Regions from separate parts of the Mus musculus genome. Here region 2 is linked to region 1. The links are chromatin loops, found by intact Hi-C in ENCODE. Cell type or tissue: heart. All regions are shown on one strand. Each heading gives the region's core, and the rest is flanking DNA. Links, peaks and the distances in the headings are about the cores only.

Region 1 (8,215 bases), core at 1,215-6,214:
ATAGGCAATTTTTTGTTTGTATGTTTTGTGGTGTGGTGCTAGGGATGAAACCCAGGGGCTTGTGTGTACCAGGAGGCAACCCACACCCTCCATATCCACAGACCCAAGGCTATTAGACTCTCCCAGGGCCATTCTGCATAAGGAAATTTCATGTAGACCTACAGTGTGTTAGGCTAAATGGAAACAGTGAAAATTCTAGAGAAGGGATATTTCTGTTCTGTCATTAAGTTGAGAGTCAACGGCAGGATGTAAAAATATATAATATAATATAATAATAATATAATATATCACAGGAAGTAACCATTGTGAAGAAATTTTAGTATGTGCCAACATAAGCACTGGTTCTGAGGTTTAACATCTACCAAACCCTACAAGAGACATAAAATCCAAGTGGGAAGTAAGCATTGGCTTGGTGTCGCCATATTGATCCCCCTTAGTTTTCTATTTACCTCACAGTCTGCAGTTGTCAGTTCTTTTGAGTCTAAGATCAAACACTCTCCATATGATCAGACTTAAGTGTCTCTTTTTCCAGGGAACTTAATGCTTTGAACTCACTGATAACTTGTGGGGTTTTCTTTTTAAAGACTTGCTAGCTAGGGACTGGAGAGATGGCTTAGTACTTAAGAAAACTGGCTATTCTTTCAGAGAACCCAGGTTCAATTCCCAGGACCCACATGGCAGCTCACAACTGTCTGTTCCATGATATCCAACACCCTCACACAACATACAAGCAGGCCAAACACCAATGCACATAAAATGCATATAAGTAAATGCATATTTTATTTAAAAAAAAAAAGACTTGCTAACTCACCATTCAGTTTTCAAGTCTAATATATAAGAGTATAAGAAATAGGGCAATTCCTTGGCATCTGAAGGGGTTGGTTCAAGGGCATCCTCACCCCCGTAGACATTAAACTCTGCATATAACTAAGTGCTTGTACAAAACTACCTTCTCTTGCTCATAACCTACGCCAATCCCCTGCCCATTTTAAGTCATCTCAGATTGTAACACCTATGCAGTTTTGAATCGCAGTTCTGCTGGCTGTTTAGGGAGTAAGGACAGACCAAAAGGGGGCTGCTTGTTCAGTAGGGACACGATACCATGATGGGCCTCACTGAATAAGGAATGTCAGTAACAAGGTAGGCCCTGCCGCTGATTGGATCTTAGCTGTGGGAGCCTTCCCAATGCTTTTTTGGAAACTGTAATATTACCTCGTTGGGTCCTCTCCACTGAATGAGCCACATCCTCACAGTGATGAATTTGGACAGCGGTAAATTATTGTAGCTTGGACTCTAAACAAACCACTCTTGAACTGCATGGTAACTATTAGTTCTTCCTGAAGAGTCAATAGACTAAAGAAAAGGCCAGAGCATTCCATGTTAATGGCCATACTTTCAAACCCATTTATTTATATTTAGTGTCCTATGAGAAGTTCTCTCTACCTGTATTTCAGTATAAAATAGAAACTACAATCTCACCAAATAATAATCCACACAAGCCACCAGTAACGGGATGATATAAGAATAATTAAAGGTATGGATGCCATGTTTGTTTTTTTTGACACAGTACAATTTATATACATGGAGAGTTTTCTAGGAAAATAAAGGTAAGGTTTGAGTAAACGTTCTCAGAAGATACTGACAGGGCACATTTTCACTGAAACAAACATTGATAATGACAGTTGATGGCCCCATGTATGCCGCAATCCAAAATGAGGTCATGGTAACTGAGTGAAATAGAATTCTGCAAATGAGGGAGGGAAGAAAGGGGAGACCGTATTTACCCAAGGGAGAAGGGAGGCAGGGCCTGCTTCTCTTTAATTGATCTTTAATCATTATATGAGCCTATGTTTGAACAGGACGGGAATGTAGTGCATATCATAAAAAGTCTATAAAATGCTTTCTGTCTTGGTTCAAGGCCGTGGTGGGCCAAGTGCTCTGAATCACTCCTGCTCTTCTGTTGCTTGGAGTTGAAGCGCCCATGCTGGCTCTGTTAAGGGTGAAATGGAGTGGAAATCTGAAACTGGAGGTCATATAAAATCCAGCACAGTAACTCCCGCCCCCAGGAAGGAATCTGGAAGTACTTGTTATGCTGTACTGAGCTTATAACTATATTTCAAGAATACAGATGTGAAGGTTAAGCTCCATCTTAGAAGGAAAAACAAACCAACCAACCCTGAGCGGGCGCGGGGGGGGGGGCGGGCATAGATATGCAAACTGTCACAAGAACAACCTCTCATGTATATCCTAGCGTGTAGCCTAATCTTTAGACTCTCAGAACTTCAAATGCTGTTAAATGTACTATCTAAAAAGCATTTGAGAGGTGGGGCCGTAACTTATCAGTTCAGCCGAGCATTAATTCCCCAGAACCTCAAAATAAATAAATACGTGTCCCGTTCCCCCTCCCCCCCACACACACACTAGAATTAAAAAGTATTTGAATCTAACGCTATCTGTGCCCTAATTCGATTAAGGAGTTGCAGAAAATAAGTCAGTTGCTCCCTGGAATCGATTAGATTACAAATGGGGAAATGTCTGGGGTTCGCGGAATGCTTTGCATCTGACAAGCATTTTTGGGACAAGCTTCCTCCCCACCCCCAATCCTTTACATCTTGACAGCAGCATGCAGATTTTTCAGCATCAATCAAAAAGCCCAGAAAGGCAACATCTCCACCTTTTAATAAACCAGACGTGCAGCGTGAGCTTGGCCAGAGGGTAAGCGTGAAAACTAATAGACAGGAATCTAGCTGAGTAGTTCCTTCAAAGAGAAAGAACATTTTTTTGTTTGTTTATTTTTGGAAGAAAAAGAAATGGGGTTGGGGGTGGGGGTGGGAAGAGGACACCTTTCCAAGCTTTAAGATTATAGAGTCGCTTTCTACTCCAGGGTCAAATGACTTTGCAAGCGTTCCTTGCAGGTCAGGGTCTGCAGAGGGTCCGTGAGATTCCGGGAACAGTGCTGGCGGGCTGACAGCTCCGAAAAACCGCCCGCGCCCCTCACGCCCCCACCCCCAGGGACACTTACCGCGACCCTCGCGGCTGCTGCTCGCACCCGGATCTCTGGCGGCCGCGGACCCCGGTATCCCGGCTCCCGCCGCACGCGGCCTCACGGTCACACGGCTCGCTCGCGGGACACGATCTGAGCGGCGGGCTCGGCAGAGAGGACGGACGCGAGGAGCGGAGCTGGCCTCGCGGGCCGCGCCGGGGCCTTCCCTCCGTGTCGTCTGTACCAAACAGCTCCTCTCTGGGTCACTTCCATTCTGTGCTCAGTCCCAGAGCGGCGAGACATCTGCTTTCCATAAGCCTCGCGCAGAGGCAAATCCTGGATTAGATGCCAGAGCCCACGGTACAGCTGATCCGCGCACAAAGAGCCGCGGACAAACACGCAAGTTGGTGCCCGGTTCCAGAACGATTCGGATGACTCAGGCGGCCGCAGCCGGGATGCGCCAATCCGCGGCTGGCTGGGTTTTCAGGTCTACTGCGGAAAACTCTCTCTCTCTCACACACACACACCCGCCCGCCCACCCCACGAAAGCACGCTCTGTCCCTGCAGGGGAAGTGACTTCAGCTGTACCGGGCTGAGCGAGCTCGACGCAGCCTGCCTCCACCGCCGGGCGTTCGGTATTGAAAGCACACACTGCTGACCGTGACAAGGGGAAAAGCTTTGCTTTAATTCCAATTCACGAGTCAGTTATGATACAGTCAGCGCTGAAAAGGATGAGGAAGTGCTGTCTTTGCAAATTGATTTTTCATTCTCCCAAACAGCTGGGCAAAATTGCTGTTTCTCCGCCCCCCCCCCCCCCCCCCCCGTCCCTTCCTCACTTTGGAGTGCCTTTGACAGCGTGAAGTCGCTACTTCCTCTCAAGTGCTCTACTGTGTTGGGCTGGTTATGCTAGGGAGACTTACCAGTTCCCAACCCTGAAAAATTACAGTCAAAGAAACATAGGGTGGGGTTGGGGAGAGCACAGATGGGGCTTTTCAATCAGTCTAGAATCCAAAGACAGCTCCCCACCTCCAACCCCCACCTGCCGCCACCTCCCGGACAAGCCTTTTAAATTTTGGGCTTCTGCAGGCTCTAGAACAAAGAGGCTGGGCACTAGCTGATCCTGAATGTGGCTTTAGGGGCAGAGCAGGAGCAATGAAGACAGATAGATGCTCTATGGTGGATGGCAAAGAAGTTAGGTCACCGTGCTTGTCGTCCTAGGTAAACTGGGACCTTGGCATCTGACTAGAAACTAAAGGGACCCTCTGAGAGATTTGGAGCTGGCAAGTGATGTAATAAGATTTCCACCGCAGAAAGATAATTTCACAAGGCTACTCCAACCTAGAAAGGGGGTGGAGGTGAGTTTGAAATGAAGGGGAAAGACTCCAAAGACAGCAAGAGAGAGACTAAAATAAAATGCCCATTACAGGGGTGGGGCAAAGGTATCCTACAGAGGTCATAGCCTCCTGTCTGCCTCCTGTGGCAGGACAAGTAGAAGAAAATGAGAGAGGACCCAGAGAAGCCAGGAGTTGGGTTCAGAACGAGGTCACAGAATACAAATCAGCCACACAGATTTCTAAAGTATTTGGGACCTTCTGGCTAAGCAAGACAGGTTGGGCAGGTGTGTGGTTAGACAGCGAAGGTAAATACAGAGTAGAGAAAAACGGTTTGTATTGGTGTGTTGCATCTGTCAAAACAAAGTACCTGGAAGTGAGGAGATTAAATAACAGAAATAAATTGCCTCACAGCCTGGGAGCCTGCAGCCAGTGTGATGGGAGGAGCTTACTCCAGGAAGGACCCCTGGTTCCTTGGCTAGCGGCATTGTAAGCACTTATTTTCCCTGGCTCGCCGTGACCAGATGTCCGCCTCTTTTTGTAAAACGCTAGCCATATTAGGTTAGGGGCCCACCATACTCCAGAATTACTGCACTTCACTAATTACATCTGTCCTCAGGTGTCAGTCAGTTTTCTATCACGATATCAAGATGCTTAAAATAATCATTTTAAAATGAGGAAAGGTTTCTCTTGGTTCTGTTTCAGAGACATGATGATGGGAACATGACAAAGGAAACTGATTCACCGATGGGTGGTCAGGGAACTAGGAGAGTGACATGTACAGACTGTGCTTCCAAAATTCCCTTCAAGGGCAGGGGCCTACAACCGAACTCTGTCCTACCAGGCCCAGCTTCTGAAGTCACACACTCCTGCACTTGACAGTAGTATTGCAGACTGGGGTGAGGCTAGGGGAACAAGCCTTCAACATTCGGACATTTTGAGAAGTCTAAGATCTAACGGCATTTTACTTCTATCTTGTAATGGGAAATCACCTTCTTCCCATAAAAATGTCCCATTCTGAGGTATGGGGGCAGGGCTTAAGGCTTCAACGTAGGAATTTGGGGAAAACAATCGAACTCATAAGATTCACCCACTGTGAGCAGAGTCACATCAGAGGACAGAGAGGAGAAAAGCCACTGTGGGCAAGCAGGCAGCGCCTTGGGTGCAAACGGTGAGAAAGAGGATCAGAAAATACAAGAGGGTTTTATTAAATTTCAGACACACACACACCAACTCGTCTGATCATGTCTTCTATTTAACGCTGCCTGGGAACTTTTATTATTTTTTCCCCTAAAGTGTTTCTATTCTATATGAATCTATCACATACCACGTAACACATGGGCAGAGGCTCAAAGTGCCAGCGGCTGCCATGAACACACACACAGCACAGGTTTGACAGCCTCCCCGTTTAATTCTACTTACTTAGTCCTGATGCCAAGTCTGAAGGACAACAGCTGCCCCTCTTCTTCTAGACTCCTCCCTCCCCATGCTACCCTTCTGTCTTAGTGCCAACGCCCCTTGGGCCCTTGCTGTGAGATAGATGCCACTGTAACCTTTGGATCATCTTCAATGCGATCCACAAAGCTTTGACACAGGTTAGAAAACAACAAACACATAGGAGGTAGAATGTAGTTCTGGTCTCTGTTTCTTTAAGGCTTTCCATGTTATCTCACGGAGCTGACGATAGAAGCCAGGGCCTTGTACACACTAGGCAGGTGCCCTACCATGAGGTGTAGCCCCAACTCTCCTCACACAGCTTTTCATTTGGAATTAGGGTGGGGAGGGGGGGCAGGAGTTGCTATATTGTCCAGTCTTGTCTCCAACCCACCCTGGCTCAAGCAATCCTCCTGCACCTCCCGCGTAGCTGGGTGGGACTCAGACATGTGCTACTGAGTTCCAGCTCTTCAATCTTACACCTTACTCCAAAACAATACATGTGGAATTCTTTATCCCAAAAGCCACCATCGGAGGGTTAGCTGGCCTCCTGGGGGACTCTCTAGTATTCAATTCATGTCCAGAAGGGTGAAATTCTTTTGGGAATCATTGAGGAAGCTTGTGAAGTGGGAAGGGATGTTCTGAGACCCCTGGCAGGGACTGGTATTACAAGGCCATGGCAAGGTCAAGGTGAAACTTTCCTGCTGGTGCTCGTTGGTAGATCAGCCTGCTGACACCACTGCTCAGGAACTGGGGCCTGCTTCCTCACAGGCGGCTTTCATTTCACCTGCTTACATCTGCCCAGTATCTAAAATGTCAGATTAACAGAAAGACTAGTGCATAAAACAGCTGGAAAGAGCCCCTACCTTTTCTTTTGCCTCAGAGGTAGCCAGTGTTTGCTGTGCACACAGGCTGTGTTCAACATCTTGGCACAGAAGGAGACAGCACTGTTTCCTGTATCATGAGTCACATGACTAATGGGGGCGGGAGTCAAAGTACACAGTTAACTATGAGTCTTTCCATAAAAGAGGCACTGCAATTGTTCTAAGGACTCACGGGAAATGTGTGTGTGTGTGTGCATGAGTGCATGTGTGTATGTATGTGTGTACACATGTGTATGCATCAGAGTGTCTGTCTGTATGAATTATGAGTGTGCATGCATGTGTATATGCATGTGTGTATACATGAGTATATGTATACATGTGGTATGTATGCATAAGTGTATGTTATACGTGTGTGTATATGCATGAGTGTGTATGTATCTGTATGTGCTGGAATTAAACTGGGAGCCCTGAGTTTTTGGAGCAAGTGCTCTATTAGTGAACTCTACTCCCAGCCTGTCCATTCTCTGGAGAGTGAGAAAGCCTTGATGGAGAGAGGGAGGGAGAGTTCTAGTACTCAAAGAAGTCATCTTTTGGAAGATTGGAGGAAAAGCCAGGTGATGTATTAGTGACATCATGTATGGCTCAAATCCTCAAAGACCACTGACTTTTTTAGCAGTGGCCTTTGACCCTGACTTCCTCCTATGCTACATGATTAAACTCTGCCTCCTTCATCTGCCTCCTTCGGTTTCAGCTCACACACCTTTTGTGATGTTAGTTCCTCCTGAGCCTGCTGCGGCCTTTCTTTTCTTTCCCCAAGTCTACATCCTAACCTTAATCCAAACACTGATTGTAGAGAAAGCCAGAAGAACAAAATCCAAGCTCCCTTTTAGTTAACAGAACACACAATAGATACCAGTCTGGGCCTGGATACTGCAATCACCACGTGAGGGGACGGGACAGGTGATCCACAGGCAGCATCAGAGTGTAGAGCTCCACTTACCAGAAAGTGGGGGAAGAGCCAACCCCCGAGCAAAAGCACCCAATGTGGCCACGTGTAAGAAAAGGGCTGCAGTAGTTTTAATCCCCAGTTGCCTCCCCAACTCTTCTTGCCAGACCCCTCCTCCTGCTACTCACTGTGGATTTTTTTTTAAACATTAAAAGGGAGAGAACAGGAGAGATAAATTTACTTCCACATAAGGGAAAGATGTACAATGACAACTTTCAAAAGAAAGGACCAGTGAGTGCCTCCTGTATTTCCTTACTCCTAACACACTAGGTGGGGCTGAGGACACAGCTGGACGTGGTCGCTACAGAGATGGATTTACAAGTAGCTTGTAGACTATTGGAGACTGAGATGCCCTTCTGACCCACTAACCTCCATTTTTAGAGGATGAGGGTTGCTGGGTCACCAGCCCTTCTGCTTACCCTGTGCTACTGACTTCAGGTCCTCTAACTATCACTTGCTCTTCCTTCCTCAAGGACCCTGCCCTCAAAAAACACACCCAGAAATTTGGGGTGGCGCTAGATCTGTGTACAGCTCTGAGTCCATAGTTGGTGTGGCCAACTATAAGTAGAAAAGGAGGCTCCCACCAGGGACCAGTATTCTCAGAACGCCCATGTGGAAGGCAGGGATGCCTGCCCCT
Region 2 (8,215 bases), core at 1,114-6,113, 68 kb before region 1:
AATGGGGACAGGAGAGTCTCTACAATAAATGGTGTTGGGAAATCCAGATGTTGACATGAAGATTACTAGAGGCTGACCTCATATCAAAGACAAAGGGCAATCCACACTGGATTAAAGCCTGGAAGCCTAGGACCTGAAGCTGCAAACCCTGCAGGAGGAAGCACGGGAGAGGAACTCATTACACTGGTGTGAGCAATGGCTTTTAGGTCTGAGCCTAACAGCACCCTTGACAAAGCCAAACAGAAGGGAAGAAAATCCACGCCAGCCATGCAGCTACTAAAGCATTGATATCCAAGATGCATAAGGAGCTAAAATAATTTCATAAACTTTTTTTTGTTGTTTTTTTATTAGTCTCTTCACTCGTGTGATAGTTTTGTTTATTAAACAGAAATTTCTTAGCTTAATGTTTTTGCTTTTGTTGCCAAGTTGTGGTACTCATAAAAAGAAATTAAGAAGAATCATTGCTTTTGTAACCTTGAGCCTGAGCTCCTTCTGCCTCAGATCTCAAATGCTGGAATTATATTGGTACAGCAGTGCGGCTGGGCTCAGGCTCCAACCAATCAATGGTGAGAAGACAACCTGGGGCCAATGAGGTGCACAGCAGGTAAAGACTGATTTAGTGGTCTGTTTGGTGGTCAGAGCTCTTAGAGAGGAAGGAGAGAGCCAACCCTGAAGTTGTCCTCCGACCCCCACATACATGCTGAGGCACTTGTACCCCAATAATAGTAATAATAATAATAAATTTAAATGTGATTTAAACATGGGCAAATGATCTAAATAGACATTTCTTAAAAGACATACAGGTGGCCAATAATAATAAAAGAGGTCAACATTACTAACAACCAGGAGAATGCCAATTCAAACCAACCAACCATCAAAAAGACAAGATAAATGTTGACAGGGATGTGAATAAAGGGAGCCTCATCATTGCTGAGGTGAAGGTACACTTGTAGCCATTATGTAAACAGTAGGAAGGCTCCTCACATAATTAAAAATGGTACTAACATATAGTTCATGACTACTACTAGGATTCCCCCCAAAATGAAATTGATTCTCGGGACCCTATCATTGTGACAACATGGAAGAATCTAAAGGACAACTTTGCATTTTATGGACATGGAAGCTGAGGCTGAAGGAAGCAGAACGCTAGGCCCAAGGCTCAAATGGAAGACCTGGAGCAGCAGGATCCGTCCTGCGTCTGTCTGAACTTGTCCCCTGGAACCATTCTACACAGGTGACCAGCAGGATCCAGTCCTGCGTCTGTCCTAGCTTGTCCCCTGGAATCATTCTACACAGGTGACCAAGAAAGTCATGCTCCGAATGGACAAGTTAACGTGTCATTCCACAGTCTTTACCGGGATTCAGCCTTGAGAACTAACAGGGCAACTCGGCTCACAATGTTCCAAGGAGCCAAGGAGCCGGAGTTGCCCCAGGCAGTCTGAGGAGAATAGATGGTGAGAAAAGATGGCCAGCATGGTCTCCTACTCCTTCCCTCCCCGAGCGCACATGCAGTTCTGCAGATTCCTAGTTTCTGAAGTTCTGTGGTAGAAAAGTCTATTTCCTTTCTAGGTGTGTCAGTTAACAAACTGTGCAGTAGCACTCTCAGGCCCAGTGATGTAGACACAGGAGGGAGTAGGGGAGGCAGGCTGCGGGTAAAGACAGAACGAGGAGAACGAGGCAGGCTGCAGGTCCTTTCTGAAACAAAATGCAAGCTTTGCTTTTCCTTAAGAATGTCTGAATGCCCTTTTTTTTTTTTTTTTTTTTTTTTTTTTTTTTTTTTTTTTTGGTTTACTTTTAGGTCGCTTCCTCTTGGGAAGCCAAGCAGTGAAAACAAACATAGGTAAAAAGCGCCAGGTAATAAATCAGAGGGAGGGGCAACCACATTCCGGTCTCTGAGCCCAGGCTACACCTCTGGGCTTCATCCCCAGCCCCGCCCAAACCCATTTCCTTCTCCACCCAGAGGTCTTAGGCACTGTTTTCCAGCTCTGCACAGCTGGCTGACCACACAGCTTGCCCTGTGGACTGACCCCCACAGATCTCCCACTCCTTGCAGGAGTGGAGGCAGAGAGGTATCTGAATTCCGTTTGTGGGACTGCCACCGCCCAAGCCCCACAGATTTCACAGAAATACAAGAATTTGCCAGACGCAAGGCTCTTTGCATTTGGGTTAGACAGGAGTCCTCCAAAGACACACCCACCAAAGTGAGAATCTTTTTTAAAAAATTGTCGTTGTACTGTTGGTTTTTCTCCCGCCCCTGCCCCCCCCCCTTCTTGTTTCAGCTTCTCACTGGCTGCATTTATCAGGAAAAGGGGGGAGGGGAGGAGGAAAGAAAGGAGGAAACGGAAGAAGAAACATTTGGGAAGAGCCTACAGAAACTAGCCCAACAAAATAACCAGAAGCTCCCCACCTGCTCGTAAATGCAGGATTCCGATTGGCAGGAGCGCTTGCCAGGTAGCCCCTTAGCCACCGAGTCAGGGGACAGCGCCCACTCCTTACCGACTCGGAAGATCAGGTCGTCCTCGATGGGGTTCTCTTTTCGCTTGCCGGTGCTGTACATGCTGGCAGGTCTCTTCACAGCCTTCTGCTTGACGTGCCCGCTCCCCGGGGACTTGACTCGTCGCTTCACGCCCTCGGTGGTGGGGGACACGTCGGCAGAGCGGATGACCTTGAGCTTAAACGGGCTGCCTCGGATATGCTGGTCGTAGAGCCTGAGGGACAGGGTGAAGTCCCCCTCCTTCTGCACAGTATACAAGAACTCGTAGGTGCCGTTCTTGTTGTCCAGGATCTCTCCGTCGGCCACGCTGCCGTCCGGGGTGCTGAGCTCAGCGGTGAGGTATGCGTTGCCTGTCTTGCACAGCTCTCCGTCTTTGTCCTTGGTGGTTATAGTAACGGACATGGGCTGCCCGATGATGGTCTGCCGCAGCCCCTCCCCCGTGGCCACCGTCTCAGAGGCGACCGCGTTAGTGGTGAGGATGGTCCCCAGGTTGTGGATAGACTTCTTCAGTCCCTCCGTTTCCACGATAAAATCCAGCTGGTCGTTCTCGCGCGGGTGCAGTGGGAAGTCCTGGTCCGCCAGTTCGTTCAGCTTCTCGCTCATCTGCTTCTTCACCAGCAGCACCTCCGTCTCCGTGCCATGGTTGAGGGCCTGAGCCGTGAAGTTGCTGCAGCTCTTAATGCTTTCCTGGCCTTGGAGCAGGGTATCCAGCTGCGACTGCAGCACCTGCCGGGGACACAGAGGCAACGAGCGCTTCCTACAGGACACCGTGCAGCCTGCAGGACACTTGGCTAGGAGCTGGGGCAGAGCCCTCCTCCCAAAAGAACCAACCTCTACGCCCGCCCACTCAGGTGGCTCGGAACCATCTGCATTCCATTTAACCCAGTGAACCCATGCAGAACGCTAAGTTGCATTTCCAGTATCATCTGGAGATTTCCCTTCCGCCTCACCCTGCCTCTCACCCACACGTGCATTTCTTAGGTCATCTGTTTACCTGGGGCTAAGAGAAGAAAGGACGCTACCAACAGCAAACAAATTGTCTGCTTGATGCGAATTAGTCATTACCCAGTGGCCTTTCCCTAGCGTTTAGAGCTGCCAGTCACGACCTCAGGGAACAAAACCCAACCATTTGAGAAGTCTCTACACCTGAATACCCGAAGCTCTCCACCCTGGCTTGGTGAACAGACTTGCAGAGCCAAACAAAGGCGGCAGTCAGGTTCGCTTTGAAGTTGAGGAACAGGTTGGTGTGGGTGAGAGAGAGAGCAGTGAAGAGGCTCCTCCACCCTATAATTAAGGAAGGAAAACATTCCAGGCGACCTTAAGCCCTGAAAGCATTTCTATATGCAACCTCTCCTTAGGGAGAACTATAAGTTGCGACAGAAAGTTCACGGAATCCGAGTTTGGTTGAATATCTACTAAATGTAAAGGGCACTGTTGGTCCCCAGGAAGTACAGTGGTGTAGGTCCATTCCTGCTACCGCCACTGTTAGAACGCAGTAAGCAGGCGCTGGGAGTGCAGTCACCCCCACTCCCCCCCCCCCCAAGAAGCCTGCAGGACTGCAGAGCCTTACTTTGTGTTTGAGACCATAGTTGACCTCCAACTCCATGAGCAGCACGCTCTTGCGAACATTTAAAGTCTTCTGCAGCTCATCAAAGGTGGAGTGGATGTCATCCACAATGCTGGCCTTTTGGTTGGTTAACTGATGGATGATTTCTGAGATGAACTGAAGAGCAGAATCTATTTCTGGGAGTCTGAGAGACAGGAGAGTTGTTAGTGGTCATTATTTAACTTCTACCTAGGAATACTCCAAAGCCTGCCTATACCTTCAGTCTCTAAATGCAAGCGCTTTTTACTATGCTGCTTGCATCACCTTTAAAAGGAAACATGAAGGAACAAGTGAGTCCTTCAGGGTCACCTCTATTTAAATCTCCCTTCAACCATCTGGGTTAACTATTGATGGTGCAAAGGTCTTGGCGGAACGGTTATGGCCAGATAGTCCTTGTAGCAGAGGATGCCCTGTGCATATAGGATGCTTAACAGAGTTCCCTCCTCTACTCCACATCTATAGCATATTCCTACACTGTTGCTAAGACACCTAAAATGGGTTTAGGTATCACCAAATGTGTGTGTGTGTGTACAGAATTGCCCATGGTAGAGAACCGCTATATTCTAAGTGTCTAGCTATATCTTTTTTTTTTTCTTCCAACAACATAAACTTTGAAGAATTCAGAGTACCTGGAGAACTCTTGTAAGTTTTCAAGTTCCTTCAGGTAACATTGAACAACTATGCTTTTCTCCCTAGGACTGTTGACAGTAGGACTATTGGCTATTTTGTTTTACAGCAGGTTGTTAACCTCCTTTTTAGTTTCTCTCATATAGGACATGACTACTATATTCATTTGTGTCCATACCAAAAGGGGAAAAAACAAAAACCAACCCTCAAGACAAACAGAGGAGGAAATTTGAGCAACCGCTGCTCAGCACCATTGTGCAGGGCTCAGGCTGAGAGTAGCTGTCCCAGCTACCACCACAGGCAGAGAAGTATGTCAGCAGCTCTGATTTCAGGCAGGAATTTCTGGGATCACATGATCAAGAAGAACATAGGATTTAGTTATGCATACAGGCTAGCATGACCGTAGCTACCATCTCAGAGACGCTGGATGTCAGGCCAGGCCTCCCATGGGATGGGGAGTCTGGAGGGGCACGGTACCTTTTGTTGACTGCGTCCAGCTGGACCTGGAGCGAGGCCTTGTGCTGCTCCACCACATCCTTCAGCGGGACTGTGGGGTGCTCCGCGTGCTCCCCCTCCGTGCACTCCCGACACATGGCGGTCTCACAGGACTGGCAGTAAAATTCCATCACCTGTGGGTAACACAGAGAGCTTACCCTGCAGGAAGCACATATGCATTCTCCCATCACACCCGGTCACTAAAGCTGCTGTGGTTACAGTGCCCAAATGTTGATATGGCAGGCCTCAAACAGGTGCATGCGACACCAAAAGCCACTGCTATGGCTCTCAAGCACTTTGGTCTCTGAACCTCTCTAAGCTCTTTTAAAAAGTGCTGAGAACTTCAAAAGGGCTCTCTGAGCCAGGCATGGTGGGGGAAGTCGTTAGTCCCAGGAGGCAAAGGAAGATGGAGTTTAGTAAGTGCCTGGCCGACCCGGTCTACATAGCAAGTTTCAAGGCAGTCACAGCTACACAGTGAGACCCTGTCTCAAAAAAAAGTACTTTTGCATATGTGGATGCTTTCTATAGATATTTGTCATATTAAAAATGAAACAAAACATTATTAATGTAATGTAATGAAAAAGTAATTGTGAAGCCACTTAAATACGAGTGGTGAGTAATGTGATTTGTTACTTAAGATGAAAATGTTGGAACTTGGCATTGCTCTCCATCTCAATGCATCTCTGCAGTGTTCCACTGGACAGAAGGCAGCTGGATTCTCCTCGCTGCTTCTGCATTCATCCTGTCATGATAGAATGTATCAGACAGACCCTGGAATGCTCCACTGCATACACTTGGGAGAGTGGAAACAAACGCTGCCTTTCTATTGTTGTGCTAAGACTGCAGTATTCACCTTGTGGATCTCCACCCCACCCCCGCCCCAGGTCTGTGGACAAGGGGGTGGGGGTGGGGGTGGGGCTCTCCTGAACTTCATTTAAAACTGCCACTGCTTGAACAAAGATGCACTCCGCTGTTCTCATCCTGGCTCCATCTCACATTTACCTGAATGGCCATAGGCAAATGACCTAACTCTACTGAGTCTCAACTTCCACCTCTGTCAAGCAGAGAAGGATGGTAGTATCCATGACAGTAACAGGCTCCACTGGGCTGCTGTGCAGACTGAATTAATACACACAAGAACTTGAGGATGCTCGGTACCAGCTCAGAATAGTTCCCAGTTAGTAGCTGCTGTGGTGATGACAATGACATCATCTGGTTGTCCTTAATGTGAAATTAAGCCACTTATCCTACTAAGGATGGACACTTAGTAACAATGTAACACAAAGCCTGTTTTGAATTCTCATAAGACTTTTGAGGGAGAGCTTTATGTGGCGTTTTCAGTCATGCACATACCAAAAAGGGCGTGCATCCTGACCCAGCTTGACCAATGATGGGTTTTTCACAGTGCCACTGAAACCAACAAGGTCCTGACAAGTACTCAACACTTCGGGGTCTGGGGTTGTGGAATCACAGGATGTCCTTACTTATGGTTCTAGAGTTTCGTGTCATGACAACCCAAAGGACTCCTTCCTTATTCCTCTCACTGTTTGCGATAGTATTTTCTGGAGCTGGTTGTATTTTGGAAACAATCTTTCTGAGTGACCCAGGTTCAGATAAAAGTCCTTCAAAACATTTCCACAATAATCTCAGACTTCATGCACCATTGTACTTTGATGCAGAACCATAGTAAATTACAGGAATGTGTATTTCATTTTAATTTTTTGTCATATAAAATGACCTTTGAGGACCGACTACACCTGGGCCATAAATTGGAAATGCCACCCTTGTTTTTTGGAGATCGGGATCAATTCATTTTTAAAAGCTTTGTCACATAGGAAGATCTGTTAGGCTTGGACCATAAATTGGAAATTTCCTTTCTTTCTCTCCCACCCCCCTTTTTTAGGAGCAGGGATGGGGCTCGAACCCAGGGCTTTGTGTATGGTAGGCAGATGTTGAACCACTGAGTATCATTGTAGCCCAAAGTTTTCTCCGTCCATCTCCTGTTCAAAATATCTCCTCGAGCTCTACTAAATTGTATGTTAATAGCAAACTCAAAAGGAAATTTGAACCTTCCAAGGGAAGACTGAATGTTTGCTTTTTATTTAAAATACATGTGATTCAGTCCAGTTCACCACGCAGAAACTACTAGATAAGGTGTGAGCTAAGGGGTCCTCTCAGTCGATCTTCCTTTCTCTGGTTGGAGCTGCACTTCAGATTGTTTATAGTTCTTTAACATATTCTTTGCTTCCACCAGTCAGGAAACAGGAGGACCTAAAACTAATGCAATGTTCTGCTAAATTTTCTACCGTAAAGTTTCTAGAAATTACTTTTGGAAATGCAAATATTAGGTGACAATATATGAGCCGTGTATCACAAATGTTTTATTTATTTAAAAAAATCAGTAATTTAAAAGGACTCTTGCCTTTCAAAGAGCTGGTGAAAGGAATTATTTTTAAAAAATTCCAATAAATTCTGTAAACTTTTTTTTTAAAAAAATGTCTTCCCCAGAATCCATGGAGAACGATTTTGGAAGGGCTGAAGATCCTCCCAGTGGTCCTTGGGGCACTACCCTGTGAGGGCTGAGGCTCTTTTCACTTCTTGCCTTCAGCAGGTGGTTCATGGTACCAGAACTTTTCATTTATGGATCATACATAACAAATATTTCACCTTCATAATAAATACTCAGGAAATCCCACCAGTGCAGGAAATCACCGTGTGGAGGAGTCAGGAATGGAATGTGAAGGCTTCCTCCCTCAGGTTCTGCAGGGTGTGGGGACTAATGCGAGTATCTGGGCTGGAGAGTGTGACACACTAACAGTGCTCAGCCAACCCACTGGCACATTTCCACTGTCAACCGAGGCTGCCTCCGTGTAGAATGGGTTAGGCAAGGCAACGCTTAGTTAGAAGTTTGAGTCTGTGCTGTCGTCAGAGATCTCAAACACGGTGCCATCTTACTGGTACTTGCTGGCCTGAGTTCGATTGCCCTTGGCAGT

The links. A loop is a pair of places that touch in the nucleus more often than their neighbours do. Peaks named below come from ENCODE experiments on the same cell type or tissue, not always from the same donor. Only the 100,000 strongest peaks of a DNase experiment are listed, where the experiment ranks them.
Region 2: a loop joins it to region 1, with 3 times the contacts of the local background. A loop is called at or near these places in 3 of 42 quality-filtered maps.

What each region holds. Positions count from the first base shown.
Region 1 is chr3:84,256,303-84,264,517 of GRCm38, forward strand. It overlaps Trim2 (tripartite motif-containing 2), which reads right to left and starts at 3,477. Exons shown (of 12, transcript NM_001271727.1): 1 at 3,023-3,477. Gm40078 (a long non-coding RNA gene) reads left to right here. Exons shown (of 3, transcript XR_867391.3): 3 at 1-1,922. In heart, for the core only: a CTCF peak has its summit at 3,584; DNase peaks (open chromatin) are centred at 3,159 and 3,339; H3K4me3 peaks cover 1,935 bases; H3K27ac peaks cover 807 bases; H3K27me3 peaks cover 2,177 bases.
Region 2 is chr3:84,188,017-84,196,231 of GRCm38, forward strand. Trim2 (tripartite motif-containing 2) reads right to left here. Exons shown (of 12, transcript NM_001271727.1): 4 at 5,205-5,356; 5 at 4,065-4,245; 6 at 2,497-3,220. Among named protein-coding and RNA genes, the nearest start is that of Mnd1, 36 kb to the left of the region's middle. In heart, for the core only: a CTCF peak has its summit at 3,238; DNase peaks (open chromatin) are centred at 2,555 and 2,855; H3K4me3 peaks cover 1,787 bases; H3K27ac peaks cover 1,562 bases; H3K27me3 peaks cover 1,386 bases.